Linked DNA regions of Homo sapiens: region 2 is linked to region 1. The links are chromatin loops, found by intact Hi-C in ENCODE. Cell type or tissue: upper lobe of right lung. All regions are shown on one strand. Links, peaks and the distances in the headings refer to the core of each region. The heading gives the core; the rest is flanking DNA.

The links. Hi-C counts contacts between places; a loop is a spot of excess contacts. Peaks named below come from ENCODE experiments on the same cell type or tissue, not always from the same donor. Only the 100,000 strongest peaks of a DNase experiment are listed, where the experiment ranks them.
Region 2: a loop joins it to region 1, with 4 times the contacts of the local background. A loop is called at or near these places in 104 of 110 quality-filtered maps.

Annotation. Positions count from the first base shown.
Region 1 is chr7:151,366,362-151,377,810 of GRCh38, forward strand. It overlaps NUB1 (negative regulator of ubiquitin like proteins 1), which reads left to right. Exons shown (of 15, transcript NM_001243351.2): 9 at 578-764; 10 at 1,500-1,607; 11 at 2,374-2,526; 12 at 7,736-7,882; 13 at 9,487-9,582; 14 at 10,273-10,450; 15 at 10,686-11,449. The coding sequence ends at 10,864. It also overlaps a transcript of WDR86 not described here. Among named protein-coding and RNA genes, the nearest start is that of NUB1, 30 kb to the left of the region's middle. In upper lobe of right lung, for the core only: no CTCF peak of the experiment used is centred there; no DNase peak of the experiment used is centred there.
Region 2 is chr7:151,443,062-151,454,510 of GRCh38, forward strand. No RefSeq gene overlaps it. Among named protein-coding and RNA genes, the nearest start is that of CRYGN, 8.6 kb to the left of the region's middle. RefSeq lists an enhancer at 5,212-5,711 and silencers at 5,324-5,803, 5,602-5,896. In upper lobe of right lung, for the core only: a CTCF peak has its summit at 5,801 (motif pointing left); DNase peaks (open chromatin) are centred at 5,380 and 5,770; H3K4me3 peaks cover 911 bases; H3K27ac peaks cover 613 bases.

The DNA of each region.
Region 1 (11,449 bases), core at 4,924-7,423:
TTCATAGTACGTAGGGATTTTTTTGGTGTCTTTAAAGAAGTGGTGTTCAGCCCTGGCTGTACACTAGAATCAGCTGGGGAGACTCTGGCAGTATAACCACCAGGCCCAACCCCCAGAAATTTCTGTTATGTTTGGTCTGGGTGGGATCAATGATTCTTAAAGAAAGAAAGAAAGAAAGAAAGAACGTTGCTCTGGCCCAGGTGATGCTGATTTGCAGTCAGGATTGGAAGTCACAGCTTTAAAGCATGGTCTTCCCCGTATTTGCTGAGGGCCTCTGAAACAGTGGCCCTGGGTTCTGCTTCCTATCAAGGGGCTGCATGTGTGTCCTGGGGCAAGTGGTGGTAAGCTTTGATTCCTAAGCCCTGATTTCTGATTTCTCTTTCTTTCCCCCATTAGAAGGATGAGATTATAAACACAGCTCCCTTCCTAAACATTAGGATCTCTCTTTTAGAGCAGTCAGCCTTTGAATATATACCAAGAACGGGGAAAGAATTCCAGTCATTCACAAAAAGGTTTCAAATGCTAAAAATGTTTCAAATGCTGCTTGGCAGTGATGTCACTGTCCTTCTCTTTCCAGTGAGTGTTGCAGAGAGCTGCTGGACACAGTGGATAACTACGCCGTCCTCCAGCTGGATATAGTGTGGTGTTACTTCCGCCTGGAACAGCTGGAATGCCTTGATGATGCAGAAAAAAAATTAAACTTGGCCCAGAAATGCTTTAAAAATTGTTACGGAGAAAATCATCAGAGACTGGTCCACATAAAAGTATGTTCCTGGAATTCATCTTATGTCTCGTTGAGTCCATTTCTAGCATTTGTGTTTATTCCTGTTAAAGTATTTGAACTACTGCCAGAAGGTAATTTCATTTTGATAGTAGTATGCAGTATAGTCTTTTTAAACTATATATTTATAAAGTGTTCAATGTTTTACAAATCTGGCTGTCTCTCTTACTTAGCGTGTGAGCATTTAGCCCAAAGGAACATGGTTTGCTAGTCATAGAACCCCATCAGTGATCACCCTGACCAGGAGAGAGCTGCTGACTTCTTTATATCGGTAGAGTCTAATTTGCAAGATGTAAATGCAGAAAATAGACATTTCAGCAGTAATGGTTTACGTGAATGAGTCACAGCTCAAGAGCTGTGGCTCGAGTAAGGATTTTTCTGATTTCCCCAAGTCATCAAAATCCTGCTGATGCAGACTCTCTGATACCTGGTTTGGATTTCTGCATACTTCTCTGCTGACCAGAAGGGCCACTGTGCTGCATGTCTGGAGGCTGGTGCCCTGACACTGACTCTCCTGTGTGGCATGAGGAATGTTATCATACCACAGGGGATGGGGAAGAGGGGGCTTCACTTTTGCCGTCAGTCATAGTGAAGCCATGGACATTTTAATACCTATCATGTTGCCCCTCTGGAGACCAAGGGAATGACAGAGATGAGTATTATAGACCTGTAATTAGAAATAAGGCAATTTTATCCTTTTTTTCTTCAATAATTTTAGGGAAATTGTGGGAAAGAGAAGGTACTGTTTCTAAGACTCTACTTACTTCAAGGGATCCGAAACTATCACAGTGGAAATGATGTAGAGGCTTATGAGTATCTTAACAAGGTAAGAAAAGTAAAGTTGTAACCAATTTTCACCTCCTTTTAAAAAACATTCCCAGAAGTTAAGGATTTTAACTTAGTAGTTTGTGACTTGTGAGAAACATGCCTGTGCTTTCTCCGTGCACAGGAGATGTTGAACCAGAAACATATTTGTATATGTTAGAGTACAGCCAGATGCTGTAATGAGACTTCAAAAAGACAGTGACTTTAATTGGATAGAAGTTTATGGCTCACTCATCTTGCCGTCTAGAGGTGAGCCAGGCCGGAGCAGTGAGCAGCCCGCCAGCCTCAGCGAGGCGTCCTAGGTTGCTCCTGTCAGTGCCTCTTCCAGCCAGCAGAGGGGGCAAGAGAGAGTCCAGAGCAGGCCACTGGAGAGATGACCCCGCAGCTGCACCCAGCGCTGTGGCTGCATGCCATTGACTTCGACTTCACTACCTGGCTACACCCAGCTGCAAGGGAGGGTGAGAAATGCCACGTGCACAGCTGAAATTCGGGGGCTTTTGTTGCAAAAACAAAGTGGTTACCAGTCACTTCTGCAACACCCAGCCTCTTACCTCGTGTTGTGCTGTGGCTAAGTTATGTGAGTAGAGGTAGTGTTGGTCTGTTTCCATTTGTACTTGTTAATAACAGGCCTAGTTTAGAGATTTTATCCAAAATCTGATGCCTTTTAATTCACATTGGATACAATCTAATTTCTTTTAGGCTTTCACTTTGTATTAAGCTTTAAGTATTGCCGTGGTTACATGATTCTTACATTTCCCTGTCTCTAGGCACGTCAGCTCTTTAAAGAGCTATATATTGATCCATCAAAAGTGGACAATTTGTTGCAGTTGGGGTTTACTGCCCAGGAAGCCCGGCTTGGCCTGAGGGCGTGTGATGGGAACGTGGATCATGCGGCCACTCATATTACCAACCGCAGAGAGGTACCCACTTTCACATGCCCTAGCTCTCTTGGGTATGAAAGAACAAAAAAAGATAATCCCACAGGAGTGTTAATAACCAGGAACTCTTTATTACTCCAGATTGGGAAGGAAGGAGAAACTTGTCCTTTTTTTTTTCTTGAGACAGAGTCTCACTTTGTCATCCAGGCTGGAGTGCAGTGGCACGATCTTGGCTCACTGCAAGCTCCGCCTCCCGGGTTCAAGCAATTCTCGTGCCTCAGCCTCCTGAGTAGCTGGGATTACAGGTGTGTGCCACCACACCTGGCTAATTTTTGTATTTTTAGTAAAGATGGGGTTTCACCATGTTGGCCAGGCTGTTCTCAAACTCCTGACCTCAAGTGATGCGCCCACCTCAGTTTCCCAAAGTCCTGGGATTACAGGTGTGAGCCACCGCGCCTGGCCGAAACTTGTCTTTTTCAATTGGATCATTTTTCACATGCTGCAGTCTCCTTAGTTTTGTTTCCTGCTGTGGTGGCAAACGGTCCCCTCTCTCTCTTTCTTTAACACCATAGTGTATTTCTGGAAGTCATTTTAAAAACAAAATTGTTTTTTCATGAGGTCATTATTAAAGTTGGGGATTGCATCCTTGCCTAGAAACATAAGTCAAATCATAGAAACAAGTTGTATTATATTATGAAAGCACAGGTTAAAAAACTATAATCATTTGAAACAATTAAGTACATTAAAGAAAACCTTAGAATTTTGGAGTTGGAAGCATCCTTATTCTATCCAATATGTTCTGCAGTGAAAGAACTGAGGTCTAGAGGGCGGTCATGGTGGAATATTAGCAGGAGAGCCATTTTTCTTCTTGCCAAAACAAGAAGTTGGTACTAGATTATCTCACAGGTCCTTTCTAGCTGTAAACTCCAGCCATAGAAGTCTCTAGAATCTTCACATGTATGTTACCTCGTTTCCCTTTTTGCTAAACACTAGGATAATCCTGAAGGAAAAAAGCAGCCTCAGGGGTATTTGGATGGGAGCAGGAAAGCCCCGTGGTTGTTTGCCTACCTGATGCCAGAGAGGGAGTGGATTCGTGGGTTCATTCCGTGGTGAGCAGTCACAGGGTTTCTCCTTTTACAACACCAGCTGTGGTCATTACCTTTCTCTCTTGCCTAGTCCAATCGTGGTCCTTTGGGTCTTGCTATAGAAGTCAATGAGTAGGTAAAGGCAGAGACTTTGAAAAGCTGAGTTCTTTTTTTTTTTTTTATTCCAGAGTCTCACTCTGTCACCCAGGCTGGAGTGCAGTGGCGTGATCACTGCAACCTCTGCCTCCCAGGTTCAAGTGATTCTTCTGCCTTAGCCTTCTAAGTAGCTGGAATTACAGGTGCCCACCACCACGCCCAGCTTTACTTTTTGTATTTTTAGTAGAGATGGGGTTTTACCAATTTGGCCAGGCTGGTCTCGAACTCCTGACCTCAAGTGATCCTCCCGCCTTGGCCTCCCAAAGTGCTGGGATCACAGGTGTGAGCCACTGCGACCAGCTGAAAAGTTGAGTTCTGTGTGTTTGAGTTTTACATGGTCTAATTCAGTACTAACAGAAAAATGAACATTGCTGATACTGATTTATTGCTTTACTATTACTCCACTACCAGTAAGAATTTATTATTTTTATTTTTATTTATTTTTTCCTTTAATTTTATTTTATTATTATTATACTTTTAAGTTTTAGGGTACATGTGCACAATGTGCAGGTTAGTTACATATGTATACATGTGCCATGCTGGTGCGCTGCACCCATTAACTCGTCATTTAGCATTAGGTATATCTCCTAAAGCTATCCCTCCCCCCTCCCCCCACCCCACAACAGTCCCCAGAGTGTGATGTCCCCCTTCCTGTGTCCACGTGTTCTCATTGTTCAATTCCCACCTGTGAGTGAGAATATGCGGTGTTTGGTTTTTTGTTCTTGCGATAGTTTACTGAGAATGAAGTAAGATTTTATTAGCATCTGGAAAGCTAGTGTTTTAAAATGAGATCATTTGGAAAACAGTTCTCATCACTGTATAAGACTATAGTTCATAAAACATTGTCACACTCATGTCATTCACTTCTGCCTGTGACCAGCCGAGAGGCCACAGGACAGGTACTTCTCATCTTACACATGGGAAGAGCTGTTGCTCAGAGGTGGTCTTTTAAAGTATAGTGGAGTCATATCACTTGTACATTTCTGAAGTTAAAAGCCCTTGGAGAAAATGCAAATAAAAAAACCAGTGTATATAGTGCAGTTGATCCTTCTCCCTCTTCCACCCAACAGATGTTGTTAGTTACGATGCCTTTGGCTGAAAGCAACAACAACAACAAAAAACCCAAAATGGCCTAAACATCAAAACAAGGGATGTGGTGGGATTTATTGGCCGTTTACTTGTAAAAAGTCCAGAAGTAGGATAGGTCTCAGGGTTAGGTGATTCATTCAGTGGCTTACTGATGTCACTGAGGACCTGAGGTCTGTCTTTTACCCCCACCCCCCACCCCATGTCATCAGTGTCATCCAGTCACAACAAGGGCCATAATCTGTGTCCCAGAATCCTCAGGGAAAATCCTGAGCTTCTTGTGATTGGGCAGCCTTGAACCTGTCACTGAGGCTGGAGGAACGCCAAGACTGGCTCAGGCCTGTGGCAAGAGATAGAGGGTTGCCACCTTAGCCCATTCAGGGGCCACCTGGGGAGCTGGAGCAGCCTCCCACACCTCAGGGAGGGGTAGAATGGGTGCTGGAAAGACAAAAACAATGTCCCACAGAAAGTGAGCTCCTATCGGAGCTTTAGATGAGCAAGAGAAATCTGCTGCCCTCGGAGTTCCAACGTTCTAGGTATGAGCATCTGACTGAGCTGAATGTAAAACAATTCGTTCATGTTTTTGTTTGAGACAGAGCCTTGCTCTCTTGTCCAGGCTGGAGGGCAGTGGCGTGATTATGGCTCACTGCAACCTTGATCTCCCGGGCTCCAATGATCCTCCTGCCAAGAGCTCTCGGCTGATTTTTATTTTTTTGTAGAAATGGGGTCTCACCATGTTGCCCAGGCCAGTCTCAAAACTCCTGGGTTCAAGCAGTCCTCCCACCTTGGCCTCCCAAGGTGCTGGGATTACAGGTGTGAGCCACTGCACCCAGCCTTTAATACATAATTATTAAAAGTTTATATTTTTTGTGCAATATGGCCCTGAGTACAGACCAGTTTCTCATCTGAGAAAAGCAACAGCTGTAGAAACGGAGCTCACAGATCATGCTTCGGCATGGCCAGGCCGTGAGACGTAGCCTTCCTAAGAGGCCATCCCAGCTTGTTGTGACCATACAGTGCCTCTCTCTTGAGATCTGATTCTACTTAACTGTAGCCACTTCAGTGCAGTACTCACTGTCATTGATTTGATCTACTTTATCTTTCTAACTCATCTTAGTATAAAGAGAAATTTCAGAAAATAATGTTCTCACATGTGTTTACATGATTAAAAGGAAACAGACTAAGACATTTGTAATGAAAGGAAGTATTCTTCGAAGCTCCCAGTTGGTGTGAGGTCTGTGTTAGGTAATGCCCAGGTCCGCTGGCTGGCAGCGTCCTTCTCTGTGCTTGGATGTTAGGTGCGCTTCTTAGCCTTTTGGAATATAAATGGAAGAAACTGTATTGAAAGCAGAGGATGGGGCCAGTAAAGGCATTTTACATGGAGTATGTGTAAATAAAAGTGCAAATGTGAGTGGTATGAAAGACTCCTGCTGGCATGTGTGGTTGGGGTGGTGTGGCAGGATAAGGTCAGTTTCGAAGCATTGTTGGGGCCAGGGAGTGGGGGCCCTGAGTAGCAGAATAAGGAGCTGGTGCCTCAGTGTGGGGAGGTGGTCAGGAGCTGCTGCGGGCTTTCAGGTAGGTGACTGGAATGACGGAGCCTGCTGCCCTGTGCAGCGGGGCTGGAGCTGGGGGAGACTGGCCACTGAGAGGTAGAGCACGTAATGGGGGCATGAGACAGGCCTGGTGCAGCTGAAGGGGAAGCAAAGGGAGCTGGCGCTGTGGGCACTCCAGGGCCACACCAGGAGGTTCTCCTGTGATAGAGACAGGCCATGAGTCTACAGATGTCTTCATCCCTGGAGATGTTTCCAGCAGCCACTCTGTTCTGCCTGCTCCTACTGTGGGGCCTGTGGAGTCTGGTTCCACAATGATGATGCTTTTGTTTTCCTAAGAGATGAGGCCGCTTTCCTGCTGTGGGGAAAATGCAGGGAGGCGCCTGTTGCCTGGGCTGGGCAGGAGGCAGGATCAGGTCTCTGGAAGGAAGGAGTCTGTTTTCTCCCCCGTCCTCGCTGCTGCTGATGGTGGGGCTGGTCTCCCTGGGAGAATGTAGCAAGTCACTTAACTTTGTTGAAAGCTTTCTGTCTCCTTGTTGGGAAAATAATGAGGTTGGATTAAATTCCTGGTTTTCAAACTTGCTTTGTTGTTGTTGTTTTTAAGCAGCAAAATCCCCTTTTTAAATGACATTTTTATGGGGATACTAGTTTACAAAATAAATTGGGAACTCTCCTGATTGGCCCTGGGTGGGAGAGGTGAAGAGACTAGAACCCTCTGCAGCCGTCCTGCGCTCCTGCAGCAATAGCAGGCAACTCTGAGAAACAGGGTTGAGAACCAAGAGGTTAGATGACCTTTGTCTCTGGGCACTCTGTGGGTTCCGAATGGAATGACAGGCCTCAGAAGGCCCTGGAGTCCTTGCTCCCCAGGCTGTGGGGGGCGGGTCACCAGCTTTGGCATTGCCCAGGAGCCCCTGATTCCACATCACATTTTAACTTGAATCCCTGGGCGATTCATCGAAGGCTGGAAGGCCTTCCCACCGCGTGCAGAAGCTCTCCTACCCGGTTCCTACCTGGTTCCTAGAAGAGAATCCATGCACCTCACACCCGCGACCTCTGCAGTGGGAGTGCTGGGTTGGCGAGCAGCCCATCCTGATGCCGGATGGTGGATGGCGGGGCTGGCGAGGCACCTCCTTCCTGCCCCACGGGCATCTCACTTCCACTGCCTGCCTCAGAAGCAGCACTTCCACCACCCCTCTGCCTCTGTGGCACCTCTGCCATTTGGCTGGGTGAGGAGAGGTAGAAAGAGGGCCCCCTGTGCTTTGCTTTGGTTTTTTGGCTTTGCCTGGAAATGCGGAGAATCCTGCAGAGCGCAGACTGAGAGGCTGTGAAATCTCAGTCCCTAACTTGGGATGGGACTTTGCTGTTTTCCTAAAGGAACTGGCCCAAATAAGGAAGGAGGAAAAAGAGAAGAAAAGACGCCGCCTCGAGAACATCAGGTTTCTGAAAGGGATGGGCTACTCCACGCACGCGGCCCAGCAGGTACTCCACGCAGCCAGCGGGAACTTGGATGAGGCCCTGAAGGTAGCAGCTCCCTCGGGGCCTCTGGCCTTGTCCCTGAGCAGTGGGTCCTGCCCAGAGCTCCCTCCATGGCTCTCCAGCATCCTCCCGGGCTCACTCCTATGGGCTGCCCCGTCATCCGGATCTGAAGGGCAGGTTTCTCCTGGGCTCCAGCCCAGACACAGGCTGCGTGAGGCCACGTGAGGCCCCATGCTCAGTGCTTGGCCCAGGCCTGGCTCCAAAACGTGGTGCCTGTCCACACCAGCACAGTCCACAGGCCAGGACTTTGTGTAGGGTTTCTGTGTGCAGCAGAGTTTAGTGAAACAGGCAGTTTCCACGGCAGAAAAAAGAGAATGGGAATTCAACTTGTAGTATAATTGTTTGGCATTAAAATTTTAAATGTAAGTATCTAGTTTTATTTATTTAGTCCATCGTACATGTTGGCAAAGGGAGAGCTTTTCAAAGAACCCCTCAGGAGTGACAGCAGGTTGGGATCCAGACAGCAGTGACTTTACCTGGGCCACTTCCTTCCCTGTGTTGGAGAAGCATATCGAATCCTCAGTAGGGCAGGTGCTGCGCTGCGTCTCAGCAGCTTGGCATGGAACCACCCTCTGCCCTCTCGGCCCCGCAGGTCAGTGAGAGACAAACTCAGAGCACACGTGGTGAGGGGTCCCGAGGGGGTGCACAGGAGGCAGGGGGCTGGCTGTGTGGAGGCAGCAGTCCAGACAGATGCTGGGGCAGCGCGGCGGGCAGGAAGCAGAGTGGTAGGAGCTGGCTTAGGTTGTGCACGTGCTGGGGGCGGGGCTGGGGGGACAGAGATGGGGTTGGAGGGGGTGGGGTGCAGGGCAGGTGTCCTCGTTTGCCCTGCTGAGGCGGGTGTGGGTGCAGCAGGCACGGGGAGTCCACCCTGCCTTTGCCTCTTATCCCTGCCCTGTTCCCCGGAAGGCTCCACAAGTCAGTACTTTTGTAACTATGTACATGTATATTTAACATATACGTTAAATTTTAAATTTTTATTTGAATATCATCTAGTTCGTTTTTTTGTGTGTTGGAGAAATATTAAGAGGTGGGAAATTCTGAATATTCGAAGGGACTGATGGGTCTCAAAATAGATGTGAATTATACGAGTGGCACAAAAATACTTCCAGTCAAAATGGAAGTACTGAGTGTTGGAAAGGAAAGTCTCCACAGGGTCTTTGAAGATTAAGTATTGTGTGATGAAGAAATCAAGGGTCAAAATAACCCTACTACCTGCCTGACATTTTAAGTCTAGAGGGCATGACGCTTTCAAAGATCAATCAGGCAGCCCTGAGCTGCTTGAGACCTTTCTGTCTGTAGCTCTGACAAAACCTGTTTTCTTGGATGCTGCTTCCACCTGCTCTCCATCCCTTCCTGCTCTAACAGAAGGGATCTTTTCCCTGACTAGTCTTGCTCCTCCTTCAAACCCCAGCTGTCCTGGTCTCTGGCTGGAAGCCTTCTGTGAACACCAGCCTGAGTGGGAGCCCCTTTCTCTGCCTCATAGCAGCAGAGGACGGCGGGGTCTGCCTAGCACATGGCAGGGTGCAGCGCCTGTCTGAATGTGTGAAGAGTTCTTAGTGATGGGTAAAGGGTGTTCCTGTGTGTTTTAGATTCTGCTCAGCAATCCTCAGATGTGGTGGTTAAATGATTCCAATCCTGAAACCGACAACCGTCAAGAAAGTCCTTCCCAGGAAAACATTGACCGAGTGAGTGACAGGCCTTTGTGCCCTCAGCTTGGACAGCCTCGGGTGGGGTTGCTTGGGGTAACCCGGGTGAATCAGGCAGCAGGACTGGGGGAGTCCGTGCTGAAACCTTGGCTCCCAGGCTCCAGGTGTAACCTGCCCACCTCAGAGGCCACCCACGCAGTAACAGAGGGCAGGGGAGGCCTCCTTGGAAAGCAGGAAAACTGGGGAAGTGTCAGGAAGTTCTCTTTAGGTTTGCTGCCTTTGTCTATGCACCACTGTTTGCATCAGCCTCATTTCTCTGCCTGTGACCTAAAAGGATGGCACTGTGACCTGGGAAACCCATCCAGCTTTGTATCCCAAGTGACGGCTCTGTCCACATTTGTGCCCCTACACGCGTTAGCACGCCTGTATGCTGTGGCCACTGACCTCGCGGTGCTCGTGGTGAGGCTGGTGTGGCGCCCTGCTCTCAGCCCGAGGTCACTGCCTGTCCTGAGATGGCTGCTCCCTGACGCACCCGACTTGAGTCTTCCAAGCCCCCTTCCAGGTTGCTCTACGCTCACATTGCACAGAAGCATGACTTGTGCACAAAGGGCCATGGTGCACACGCCGGGAGCTCTTAAACATGAGAGTCGGCTGTCCACTCGTATGGCTGACGGGGGTGGCAGAAGAGGCGCCAGGGGCTGATGCTGTGACCCCTGCGCTCTCCCCTAGTTGGTGTACATGGGTTTTGATGCACTCGTGGCCGAAGCTGCGCTGAGAGTGTTCAGAGGCAACGTCCAGCTGGCCGCCCAGACCCTTGCTCACAACGGAGGAAGCCTGCCTCCCGAGCTGCCGCTGTCGCCAGAAGACTCTTTGTCCCCGCCAGCCACGTCCCCTTCTGACTCCGCAGGTAGGTCTGAGGTCTTTGAGGGCCGCATTGAGAGCAAAGTGTCTTCAGAAGCCAACAGATGTGGCCCTAAGCCACGGCAGATGTGGAGACTGAGGGGGCGTCCCCTGACGTCACCGGGCCGGCCACCTGGACAGTGTGGCCAGCAAGAGGCACAGTCTGAGGTTGACTGTGGTCGTGCAGTGTCCCCAGGACAATCCTCACATAATTCACTTACTCCTGCGGTATTTTATTGTAGGAACCTCTAGTGCCTCAACAGACGAAGACATGGAGACAGAGGCCGTCAATGAGATACTGGAAGACATTCCAGAGCATGAGGAAGACTATCTTGACTCAACTCTGGAAGATGAAGAAATTATTATTGCAGAGTACCTATCCTATGTAGAAAATAGGAAGTCAGCAACAAAGAAAAACTAAATAATGAACAGAAATAGCGCTAATTTTCTGCTTATAAATGCTATCATTATGAAAAGGCTAATGCAGCTCTTTCTGTTCTTACTTTTTATCTGAATTACAAGTCCTCTTTGGGTGTAGGAGGGGGTGGGCAGGGGACAAGTCCAGGAGGGGTCCCAGGGCCTTCATGCGTGGTCTCGGGGAAGAAGCTTCCTCTGGCCTGGCGCAGGCCGTTCCATCTGCCTCCCAGGTCTGCGTCCCTAACCCCTTCCCCAGCTTGGTGTTTTACCCCGAAACAGGAAGGAACAGGGGTCCTGTAGAACAGGGGTCCTGGGGAAGGTGTCCAGGGCAGGGTCCTGGGAAGGGTGTCCCGACCGCTTCCTCTCCAGCTGTGGCTCCATCTGCCCAGCTTGCCTGCCTCCTGCACCCACTGCCCTGACCTTCCTGCTTCCCACGCTGCCATCTCTGCCAGGGTGCCACATGGGTTCCTGTGCCACCCTTTCCCCGCCCCTCAAATCGTCCTTTAAGTCTTCCTTCCAAGTGCTGTGGGGCATAACGATGAGGCGCTGGCCTTGGGGGCCACACCAGGTCGCAGCAAATGGCTTCAGC
Region 2 (11,449 bases), core at 4,812-7,311, 77 kb after region 1:
GATACAGCAAGAAGGCCCTTGAAAGATGCCAGCACCGTGATGTTAGACTTCTCAGCCTCCAGAACTGTGAGCCAGTACATTTGTGTTCATTGTAAATTACCCAGTCTGTGGTATTCTGTTATAGCGGCACAAAACGGACTAAGACAGCAAGTAGCTTTCTCAGATTGGTTTCTTCCACTTAGTAATATGCATTTAAGATTCCCTCATATCTTTTCCTGGCCTAGTCTCTCATTTCTTTTTACTGCTGAATCATGTTCCCTTGTCTGGAAGTACCACAGTTTAGTTATCTATTCATCAATGGAAGGACATTTTGGTTGTGTCCAAGTTTTGGCAATTATGAGGAAAGCTTCTATAAACAACCACGTGTAGATTTTTGTGTGCTCCTTTCACTATACACTAAGGAGTGGGATTGCTGGATCATATGTTACAGGTATGTTTAGTTGTGCAACAAACTGAAAAAAAAATAAAAGCCAGGTGCAGAGGCTTGTACCTGTAATCCCAGCTACTCAGGAGGCTAAGGCAGGAGGATTACTTGAGGCCGGGAGTTCAAGACCAGCTTGGACAACATAGCAAGACCCTGTCTCTAAAAAATTCAAAATCAAATCAAATAAAAAGAAACTGTCAAACTCTCTTTCAAAGTGGCTATATGATTTTTCATTCTGACCATTTGGTGCTATCAAGTTTTGGATTTTAGCCATTCAAATAAGTGTGCAGTGGTGTCTCATTGTTGTTTTAAGAGCTTTTTTTTTTTTTTTTTTTTGAGATGGAGTCTTGCTCTGTCCCCCAGGCAGGAGTGCAGTGATGCGATCTCAGCTCACTGCAATCTCTGCCTCCTAGGTTCAAGCAATTCTCCTGCCTCAGCCTCCCCAGTAGCTGGGACTACAGGTGTGTGCCACCACGCCCAGCTAATTTTTTTTTTTTTTTTTTTTTTTTTTTGGAGATGGAGTCTTGTTCTGTTGCCCAGGCTGGAGTGCAGTGGCGTGATCTCAACTCACTGCAACATCCACCTCCTGGGTTCAAGCGATTCTCCTGCTTCAGCCTCCCGAGTAGCTGGGACTACAGGCACACGCCGCCAAGCCTGGCTAGTTTTTTGTATTTTAGTAGAGATGGGGTTTCACCATGTTGCCCAGGCTGATATCAAACTCCTGAGCTCAGGCAATCCGCCTGCCTTGGCCTCCCAAAGTGCTAGGATTACAGGCGTGAGCCACCGCGCCTGGCCAATTTTTGTATTTTTAGTAGAGATGGGGCTTCACCACGTTGGCCAGGCTGGTCTTGAATGCCTGACCTCAAGTGATCCGCCTGCCTTGGCCTCCCAAAGTGCTGGGATTACAGGTGTGAGCCACTGTGCCCAGCTGAACTTCTTCTTTTTAATTTGTATTTGCCCTCATCACAGCAGGGCCAGAGCACACAGACAACCCAAAAAGGTGATGACAACAGAATCCAAAACAGAAGCAGTGATTTGGGGTGTTTTCTGAGAAATATATATGAAAAAATGCCTAGCTGAAAGCCCCACGCAAAGAATTATTAAAAATGGGTAGATGAATAAGATACCTGCAAATTTCACCTCCATTCCCTATTTCTAATGCAATATCTCAATTCCCACCTGGGATTTTATTATAATTCAGTTACCAGAGGAGGAGTCTGCTAAGATTCATATTATCTATTTGTGGCCAGGTAGAACCCCTCCCCAAAATAGCTACATAATATGCAAATGCCAGTATCACCAAACCTCAACATCAGAGTCATTTTTTTGAGTCATCTTTGGTAGAGCACTGTTAAAATGTACCTTGAGGTAGGTGAGATCTTGAGTCACTATACAGCTGCTAGTTGGGGACAAAATTCTAAGGAAATGGACTGAGAATAAATATCGTGACAGCACAGAAGAAGCAAGGCTAAGAATGCTATCATGGCTTAAAAAATAAAATCTCAATAACATGTAGCCTTAGAACTACCAGTAGCTGCTCAGCATTGGAGAGTTTTACAGCGTGGAGGCTAATGGTTTTAATAATAAATCACCCTGAGCCATCACCCGTTTGCCTGCCTCCCTTCTCTGCCTCTTGTCTCTCCCGTTTTTGGGTAATTTAGAGCACAGAGAAGAATAGGAAATAATATAAGGAACAATAACACCACCATACAAAGTTTGTCAAATCTTAGCATTTTGCCAGGTTTATGTCGGATCAATGTTTTTCCTTAAAATAAGAAATCATTATACATAGAATTGAAGGCTTCCTTCCCCATAAGGATAAGATACTGTCCTGATTTTTGTGTTATGTCTTTGTGTGTTTTCATCTTTTTACTTTCTTTGTATGTATCTGTAAATAATAGAAAATTTTTAGTGTGGCTACATTATATGTAGCCTTCTGCAATTTGGTTTTTTGTTTTAGTGACAAGAGTTTCTGAAATGGTGAATGAACAAAGCTCAGTAGAATTCCTCAGAAAACTAAGTAAAATCTTCCATTTATATATCTAATAAATTGCATACCAGGAAATCTTCAGTATATATTAAAGCCACACAAAAAATACTATGCGTTTCTAGGGGAAATTGTGGGACAGTGTCTCCTTGGATGTGGTGGGATATCCAGCATCCTGGGGCCTGCCCACCCATCCTCCAGCATTCTGACAAACAGAAACACCCTACAAAATTCCAACCACACCCTGGGACCAATACTGCCTCCTTTGAGGCCCATGCCTCTGGGTGAAATTGCTGGGTTGAAGCATGAGTTCACCTTCAAGCCACTAGATGCCACAGAGGTCTTCCAAATTGCCCCACTGACATACAGATGAGATCTACCCTTGGTAGTTCCAAGGCCAGTTGCTCAACATCAGTTCAAATGTATAGCGTTCATTTGAATTGGATCTTTTGTAAATTGCTTGTTCATATGCTTTGCTCATTTTTTTCTGTCTTTCCTTATTGATTATGTGTGTGTGCCTGTGTGTGTGCAAGTGTTTCTTTGTTTTAGAGACAGAGTTTCACTCTGTCACCCAGGCCAGAGTGCAGTGCCACGATCATAGCTCAATGCAGCCCCAAACAACTGGGCTAAGGCATCCTCCTGCTTCAGCCTCCCTTGTAGCTGGGACTAAAGGCACACGCCCACACCCAGCTAGGTTTTTAAAATTTTTTGTAGAGACGGGGTCTCACTATGTTGCCCATGCTGGTCCCGAGTTCCTGGCCTCAAGGGATCCTCCTGCCTTGGCCTCCTAAAGTGCTGGGATTACAGGCATGAGGCACCATGCCTGGCTGTGTGTGTTTTAACTTGCTATCTATTCTTTTGCTGTGTGTGTGTGTGTGAGTCCGCTATCTGTTCCTTTGCTGTTGTCTATTCCTTGTTGTGTGGGTTCATTTTAGACTTTTCCCAGTTTGTTGCTACTCCCAAACCTGCCCTAATTCAATACAAAGTCATGTGAGTGGGCAATGAGGCCCTTCCAGCCCTTCACTCTGGAGCTCTGGGTGTGTGTGACAGGCTGAGGGGAGGCACTTTCCCAGTAGCCCCCTGCCTCCAGCGTCATCCTAATGCTCTTGGGAGCAGAGTGGTCCTGGGGCTTGGGAGAGGCCATCCTGGGTAGCGTTTGAGAGACAGGACTCAGGACTCCCCTCCAAATTGAGGCTGTATGTGACACCACTGTGTGAGACCCCCAGGTTCTGCCCCCTTCCCCACTTCCTTCTCCATGCCCACTCCCAGCTCCAGCCACTGTCAGTACCAGTGGAACTGCTGCAGGAGCCTCTCAGCATCCCAGTCTGTCTGCTCTGGGCTCCTCCAGACCGTTCTCCACCCACAGCAAGAGCGGCTCCTTTCCCTATATATATATTATGAGTCATTTCAGGCAGCAAATCTACCTTCCAGTTTAAGAAATAAGACATTACAGGCCAGGCAAGGTGGTTCATGCCTGTAATCCCAGTGCTTTGGGAGGCCAAGGAGGAAAGATTGCTTGAGCCCAGGAGTTTGAAATCAGCCTGGGCAACAACGCAAGATCCTGTCTCTACAAAAAAATTAAAAAATTAGCCGGGCATGGTGGCACATGCCTGTGGTCCCAGCTACTAGGGAGGCTGAGGTGGGATGATTGCTTGAGCCCAGGAGGTCGAGGCCGCAGTGAGCCAAGATTGCACCACTGCAGTACAGCCTGGGCAACAGAGAAAGATCCTGTCTCAAAAAAAAAAAAAAAAAAAAAAAAAAAAAAAAGACAAGACATTACAAATGGGGGGCTCCTAGGTGCTCTAATGTGAATACTCACTTAAAACCTATAATGTGATCCTACCTAAAATTGCTCAATGGCTTCCCATGGCCCTTCAAGTGAAGCAGGGACCAGGACACGCAGGACCCTGAGATCAGGCCTCCTGAGATGTTGCACCCATCCTGGGGTGCGGTCCCAACACCTGAGCTGAGCTTCCCAGGGCTCAAGGACCTGGTCTCGCTGCCCGCGCCTCCCCCCAGCCCCACTCCCCAACCTCTCTCGCCAGCGGGTACCATCGCATCTGTGTGGGCGAGGCGCTCAGCGCTAGAGCTGTGGACACCAAGGAGGAGGCGCTCAAAAGATGTTTACAAACGGGCTGGGCGCGCTGGCTCACACCTGTAATCCTAGCACTTTGGGAGGCCGAGGCAGGAGGATTGCTTGAGCCCAGGAGTTCGAGACCAGCTTGGGAAACACGGTAAGACCTTGTCTCTACTTAAATTATATATATATATATATACACACACACATACATATACATGAGAGAGAGAGAGACCGGGTGAGGTGGCTCACGCCTGTAATCCCAGCACTTTGAGAGGCCGAGGCGGGCGGATCACCTGAGGTCAGGAGTTTGAAACCAGCCTGGCCAACATGATGAAACCCCGTCTCTACTAAAAATACAAAAATTAGCTGGGCGTGGGGGCAGTCACCTGTAGTGGCAGCTACTCGGAAGGCTGAGGCAGGAGAATCGCTTGAACCCGGGAGGCAGAGGTTGCAGTGAGCTGCGGAGGTTGCAGATCGCGCCACTGCACTCCAGCCTGGGCGACGACAAAGCGAGACTCCGTCTCAATATATATATTTATTAAAGATATTTATAAACGAACAAAAAGTTGGAAACACTTTGCATACCAAAGCTCAGGCGTGGGCGAGAGCGGGGAGACTAGACTCCGTCCGCGGTCCAGGGCTGCATGGGGCAGCGATGCCCGCTCTGCCCAACGCTCCGCTAGCGAAGCGCAGTTCGTGGTCGCCAGGCCTGCAGCTCCCGCCTGGGCTCCGCGCTTCCGCACCGGGCTGCGGGTTCCTCTCTCCGCCTCCTGCGCCGGGTCAGCCCCGGAGGACACTGATGAGTGCGTGAATGAGTAAGGGAATAAATGCGCGAAGGCCAGCACCGCCAGGCTGCAGCGCCGGCCGAGGGCCCCAGCGGAGCTCGGCGGGGGTGCGGGGCGGTTCCAGGAGCCTCGCCCCCTGCTGGGGACCCAGCTTGTGCCCTGGCGTCGTGGCCGCCGGCAGGCAGCAAGGAAGGGGGTGTAAAGAGCCCGGTTAGGCTGAGTCCCTGCCCTTCCGAGGGAGCCCGTCTGCGAGTGAGCCCGTCTGCAAGTGAGCCCGTCTGCAAGTGAGCTGGGCCTGGGCCTCTGCAGGGGTCGCCCCGCCAGCCCGGGCCCCCTGGCTGCGCCCCGTTTCCAGCCGGCGTCAGGGAGGGGGCTGCAGTGCTCCGGGGGTCATCGGATTCGGGCGGGGAAGGAAAGGCGGGACGTCTGCGCCCCAGAAGACAGTCCCCGGGTCTCCCACCCTGAAAGCCAGCGAGGTTCGGGTAAATGAAAGTTGCTGAAGCCTGACCCCTCGTGGTGGGCACAATCACCACACGCCCCAGGGCGGCCGCGGGAGGATTTAGAATTAGAATTATTATTGCCGTTATATTTGTTTAGAGATGGGCTCTCCCTATGTTGCCCAGGCTGGTCTTGAATTTCTGGACTGAAGCGATCCTCCTGCCTCAGCCTCCCGAGTAGTCGGGACTACAGGCGGGTGCCACCACATCTGCTTAGAATTATAATAAATTCGAATTCTCATAGTGCTTACTTATAGCCAGCACCAACTAAAGCTTAACATATATTAAGTCATTTAATTCTCTCAACAATCCTAGGAGGTGGGTTCTGTCATGATCCCCATCTTAGAGTTGTGGGGAGTGAGGCCCAGCCTGCATGAGTAGCTTGCACAAGGTCACAGGGTCACACAGCAAGCAGGCAGTGAAGCTGGGATTCGAATCCAGAATTGGTGCCCTTAACCTCTACAGAGAATTATAACGCACACGTTTCCTCACCTTTGTGCAGTTCTAAAAGCACACCAGCTTTATCTATTCATATTCTTACTTTATTTTATTTTATTTGAAACAGAGTCTCACTCTGTTGCCCAGGCTGGAGTGCAGTGGCGCGATTTCAGCTCACTGCCTCCTGGGTTCAAGCAATTCTCCTGCCTCAGGCTCCCGAGTAGCTAGGACTACAGGTGTGAGCCACCACACCCGGCTAATTTTTGTGTTATTAGTAGGGACGGGGTTTCACCATGTTGCCCAGGCTGGTCTCGAACACCTGACATCGTGATTCGCCCCCCCTCAGCCTCCCAAAGTGCTGGGATTACAGGTGTGAGCCACCGTGCCTGGCCTCATGTTCTTATTTTAGATCTCACTTCACTTCCTTCTTCCTCACCTAAGTCATCAACACATCCTGATCGAATGACTCAAAGGCTGAAAATATGCTCATCCTTTAAAAGCTACCCATCAAAGTGCAAATTAAAAGCACAATGAGACATCACAAGTGTCGCTGAGGGTGCTGAGCAAGTGGGACTCTCACTCACTGCTGGGGGGTGTGTGAAATGGTACAGTTACTTTAGTTTTTTATAAAGTCAAGATACGCTTACCATGTTAACTGACAATTCCACTCTTGGTGTTTACCTAACAGAAGTAAAAACATAGACCCCCAGCTTTGCACATGTTATAGCAGCTTTATTCATCACAACCCCAGCCTGGACGCAGTCCAGGCATCCACCAATGGTCGAATGATAACTACATCGTAGTTCATCCATACAACTGAATGCCACTCAGCAGTAAAAAGGAACAAACCCTCGATACACGCAATGGCATGAATAAATCCCAGAAACATCCGCTGAGCCTAGGAAGCCAGACGCAGAAGCCTGCACGCTGGGTGGCTCTGTGTGTATGAGACTCTGGACAAGATACAGGGCTCTTTGGTGCCAGACAGCACACCAGCGGCCTCCTGGTCCAAAGCTGGTGGTGGCAGAGATGGTGATTTTCAGACACAGCACAAGGGAATTTTTTGGGGTGATAGAAAGTTCTATATTTTGATTGTGGTGGTAGGCACACAGGTGGATACGTTTGTCAAAACTCATCAAAGTTTACACTTAAAATGATTGAATACAGTAATCTCAGAACTTTGGGAGGCTGAGGCAGGCAGATCACCTGAGGTCAGGAGTTCGAGACCAGCCTGGCCAACATGGGGAAACCCTGTCTCTACCAAAAAGTATAAAAAATTAGTCGGGTGTGGTGGCGTGCGCTTGTAATCCCAGCTACTTGGGAGACTGAGGCAGAAGAATCGCTTGAACCCGGGAGGCAGAGGTTGCAGTGAGCCAAGATTGTGCCACTGCACTCTAGCCTGGGCGACAGAGTGAGACTCCGTCAAAAAAAAAAGTGAACACATTTATAGCACAATCTGACAAGACTTTAAGACAAGAATTTGGGGTGTTCAGAGAGATAAGCAAAGCGGTCATCTAAAAAGGACAAGAAAGCCAGGCGCAGGGACTCACAGCTGAAATCCCAGAGATAGACTCCATCTAAAAAAAAAAAAAAAGAAAGTATAGTTCTCCGATATTTCTTTTACTCTTGAAGCAAAGAAGAGCTCTCTCCCGCCAAGTTGATATTACAATCCATAGTTTTAATTTTCCTTTTTGCAAGAACACATTTGAAAGACTGTAACTAGTTAATAAACTTACCAATACATCTTATCACTAACTGCACTATTGTCTCTGAGATCCTGTACCCTCCACCTGGGTTTCTCTCCTCTTCATGTTGAAGTATGTCTTTCAGTTACTCATTTAGTAGTAGCCTCTGTGTGGTAAACACTCTCAGTCTTTGCTTGTTTGAAATGATTGTAAAGTCTCTTCTGCCACAGTCACAGGTTCCAGGGATTAAGACGTGGACATCTTTGGGGGTCACTATTCTGCTGACCACAGGGAGCAGGAGTGAAGCTTCTGAGCCAGGGGCCCCAAGCCAGGGCTCTTCTCAGCACCAGCTGGGCCTCAGCAGGGAGACAGCCAGTGCTCTCCACCACCAGCCCTCAACTCGCCTCTGCTTCTGCTCCCTTCCTGAGGCTCTGGAAGGTTCCTGGCCACCAGATGAAAGGATGGGCAAAGTGGGGGCTGCACAACAGAGCCAACATGGTGAAACCCCATCTCTACGAAAAATACAAAAGTCAGCTGGGTGTGGTAGCGGGCGCCTGTAATCCCAGCTACTCAGGAGGCTGAGGCAGGAGGATCACTCGAACCCAGGAAGTAGAAGTTGCAGTGAGCAGAGATCATGCCACTGCACTCCAGCCTGAGTGCCATCCCGGGCAGTAAGCCTGTCCCCGCTCTGGTTAGTTGGGAAAGATGTATGTCACCAAGGGGAGGGAGGCCCTGGCCTCACAGGGTAGGAAGGGCCTGCCTGATCCAGCCCAGGGAGGGGGGCTCTGTGCTGCGTCCCCTGCCTCTGTCCCCGTGTGGTCCCAGTGCCGCTGTCCCCCTGGAGCAGGGCTGTCCATCATCCTGAGGTGCCACAAGTCCCTGCTGTGAGGCAGGGGCACCACCCGAAGTCACACTGTCCCCACCAGGGCTCCTGGCCCTGTGTCTCCGTGGCCTGATCTGGGAAAGGTGCACGTGAAATCCCTCCACACAGACCCACCATGAGGGTCAACAGCAAAGTGGGTGTGGGGGCCATGGCATCGCGTTTTGATCTTTTGGTGTTTAATGAATTCTCACTGTTTAATTAGTCTCCACTTTGAAGCTCACAACAAGCCCACCATCTTGGCAGGGTTCTGTGCGGTTAACCCATTTCACAGATGAGCAAGCTCCTCCCAGAGGAGCAGAGGGACTGGTCACCAGGTGAGCGTGGGGTGCTCCTGAGAGCCCACAGCTCAGGCGGCCCGGCACCGGCAGACAGGACAGCTGGCCGCAGTGGCAGGGAACCCCGGAGTCGCCCTGGGCACCCTCAGGCTGGGCTCCTGGGAGGGCTGGAGTGGACTCAGGAGCAGCCAGTGGCCCTGGGAGACAGGGAGCGGGAGGGTGGGAGGAGCAGCTTTGTGCCTGCCAGGGCCTGAGGGAACAACTGCACGACTTTGCCTCTCTTTGCTTTTCCTGATGATGGGGGCAGCCTGGCAGCTGCTGTGTGTCTTCTGCTCTTTGTCACCTCCCGTCGCCCGCTAGGTGTGGGAAGTCATGCAGTCACCTGGGTTTGATTCTTTGCTCCCACTTGTCCCTTCCCCAGGCAGGAGGTCAGCGCCTGTGGCTCCTCTCTGGGTGGTGGATGCAGGTTCTGCTAGCTTCATAAAAGATGACAGGGACTGTCACTTTCTACTCTCTGGGAAGAGTTTGTTCCTTAAAAATTCTGGACGGTCCCAGCCTGATGCCATTCTAGGGTTAGATTTTTGACTTCCAGGTTCCATTTCTGTAACAGGTCTAGTTCTAGCCAGGTGTTCTATTTTTTTCCTGAGTCAATATCGGTAATTTATGCTCTTCTAGTCTACTGATTATTCCATCTAAAATGTCAAACGCATTGGCATAAAGACATCCACGGGGTAAACTGGAACCGTGCGAGCCTGCTTCATCTGCAGCGACGCCCTCTCGCCGTGCTTTCTCATCTGCATCATGAACACACCCCACTCATTGGGGGTGTGTGGAGGGTTGGAGAATGCCCCAAAGGGGCCCAGCTTAGCTCAGGGCCCCCACCTGATGGCACCACCAGCCTTGGCTAGTCCCAGCAACCAGGGAGAGACTTAGACATTTTTGAATATTAAGGAAGGCATTCCAAGGTTCTGGGGGGTGAGGGTGGGAGTGCTGGTCCCTGAGGCGCAGGCTTCTTTCCTGGGCGTAAGGCAGGACTGACTCCAAGAGCAGGGACTGTGCACAGCCAGGCCCTAGGGTACTGACCAAGCAGGGAGCTCCAGGGGCTGCGGCAGCTGGGGTCCACGGTGACCCCCTCAGTGCCCCACTGCAGACGCTACAGTCCCCTCAGCTGTGGTCCCAGGCTGCAGCAGCGTGTGTCCTCATGCTCAGTCTTCCAACCTCAGGACTCTGGTGCACACAGCCTCGCTTGCTTCTCACGTTACAGCCCTCCGGGCTAGAGCCTCATTCCTTCAGGATCTCTGGGTCCATGGCTCTGAACAAGGGAGCCCCGGACAGTTCACTTGGGGCCAAGTGGGGTCCCTGCCCAGCTCACTCCTGGTCTGATTGCCTGCAGCGGGGGGCAGGCCACACAGCACGTGGTCCCACACCAGCCAGGGGCGGGGTGGCAAAGCACAACATGGGAGCCTGCCTCCTGACCTAGGCCACTGCGCCTTTGCATCACCATTTGGTCCCGGTGGAGTCCGAGTGGCTCAGGACGAGTCTGAACACTGGGCCAGTGGCAGAGCAAAGGCAGGAGGAGGAGAGAGGAGAGGAGCTCCTATCAGCAGGGATGTGGCTTTCACCGCAGCACCACATGCAGGATGAGATGAGACGTTTGTGGGGTTCACATCAAGAGAGGGTTTTTATTTTTTATTATTTTAACTTTTTTTGAGACAGGGTCTCGCTTTGTCACCCAGGCTGGAGTGCAGTGGTGCTATCATAGCTCACTGCAGCCTTAAACTCCTGGGCTCAAGTGATCCTCCTGCCTCAGCCTCCCAAGTAACTAGGACCACAGGCACATGCTACCATGCCTGGCTAATTTTTACACGTTTTTGTAGAGCCTGAGTCTTGTTATGTTTTCCAGGTTGATCTCTAACTCTCGGCATCAAGCAATCCTCTGCCTCGGCCTCTCAAAGTTTTTGCTTTTGTTTTTTTATTTATGTATTTTTTCAAGACTGAGTCTCACTCTGTTGCCCAGGCTGGAGCACAGTGGTGCTGTCTCAGCTCACTGCAACCTCTGCCTCGCGGGTTCAAGCAGTTCTCCTGCCTCAGCCTCCCGAGTAGCTGGGATTACAGGCATGAGCCACCATGTCCGGCTAATTTTTTGTATTTTTAGTAGAGATGGGGTTTCACCATTTTGGCCAGGCTGGTCTCGAACTCCTGACCTCAAGTGATCCGCCCTCCTCAGGCTCCCAAAGTGCTGGGATTACACGTGTGAGCCACCGTGCCCAGCCTTGTTTTTGTTTTTTAATTAAAACCGGCCTGCGGCAGGAGCTCCACGCGTGGAATGTGGAAGACAGCGGCTTTCCCAGGCCTTCCTCCTCGTCTCGGTTCACTTGCACTGCTGTAACAAAAT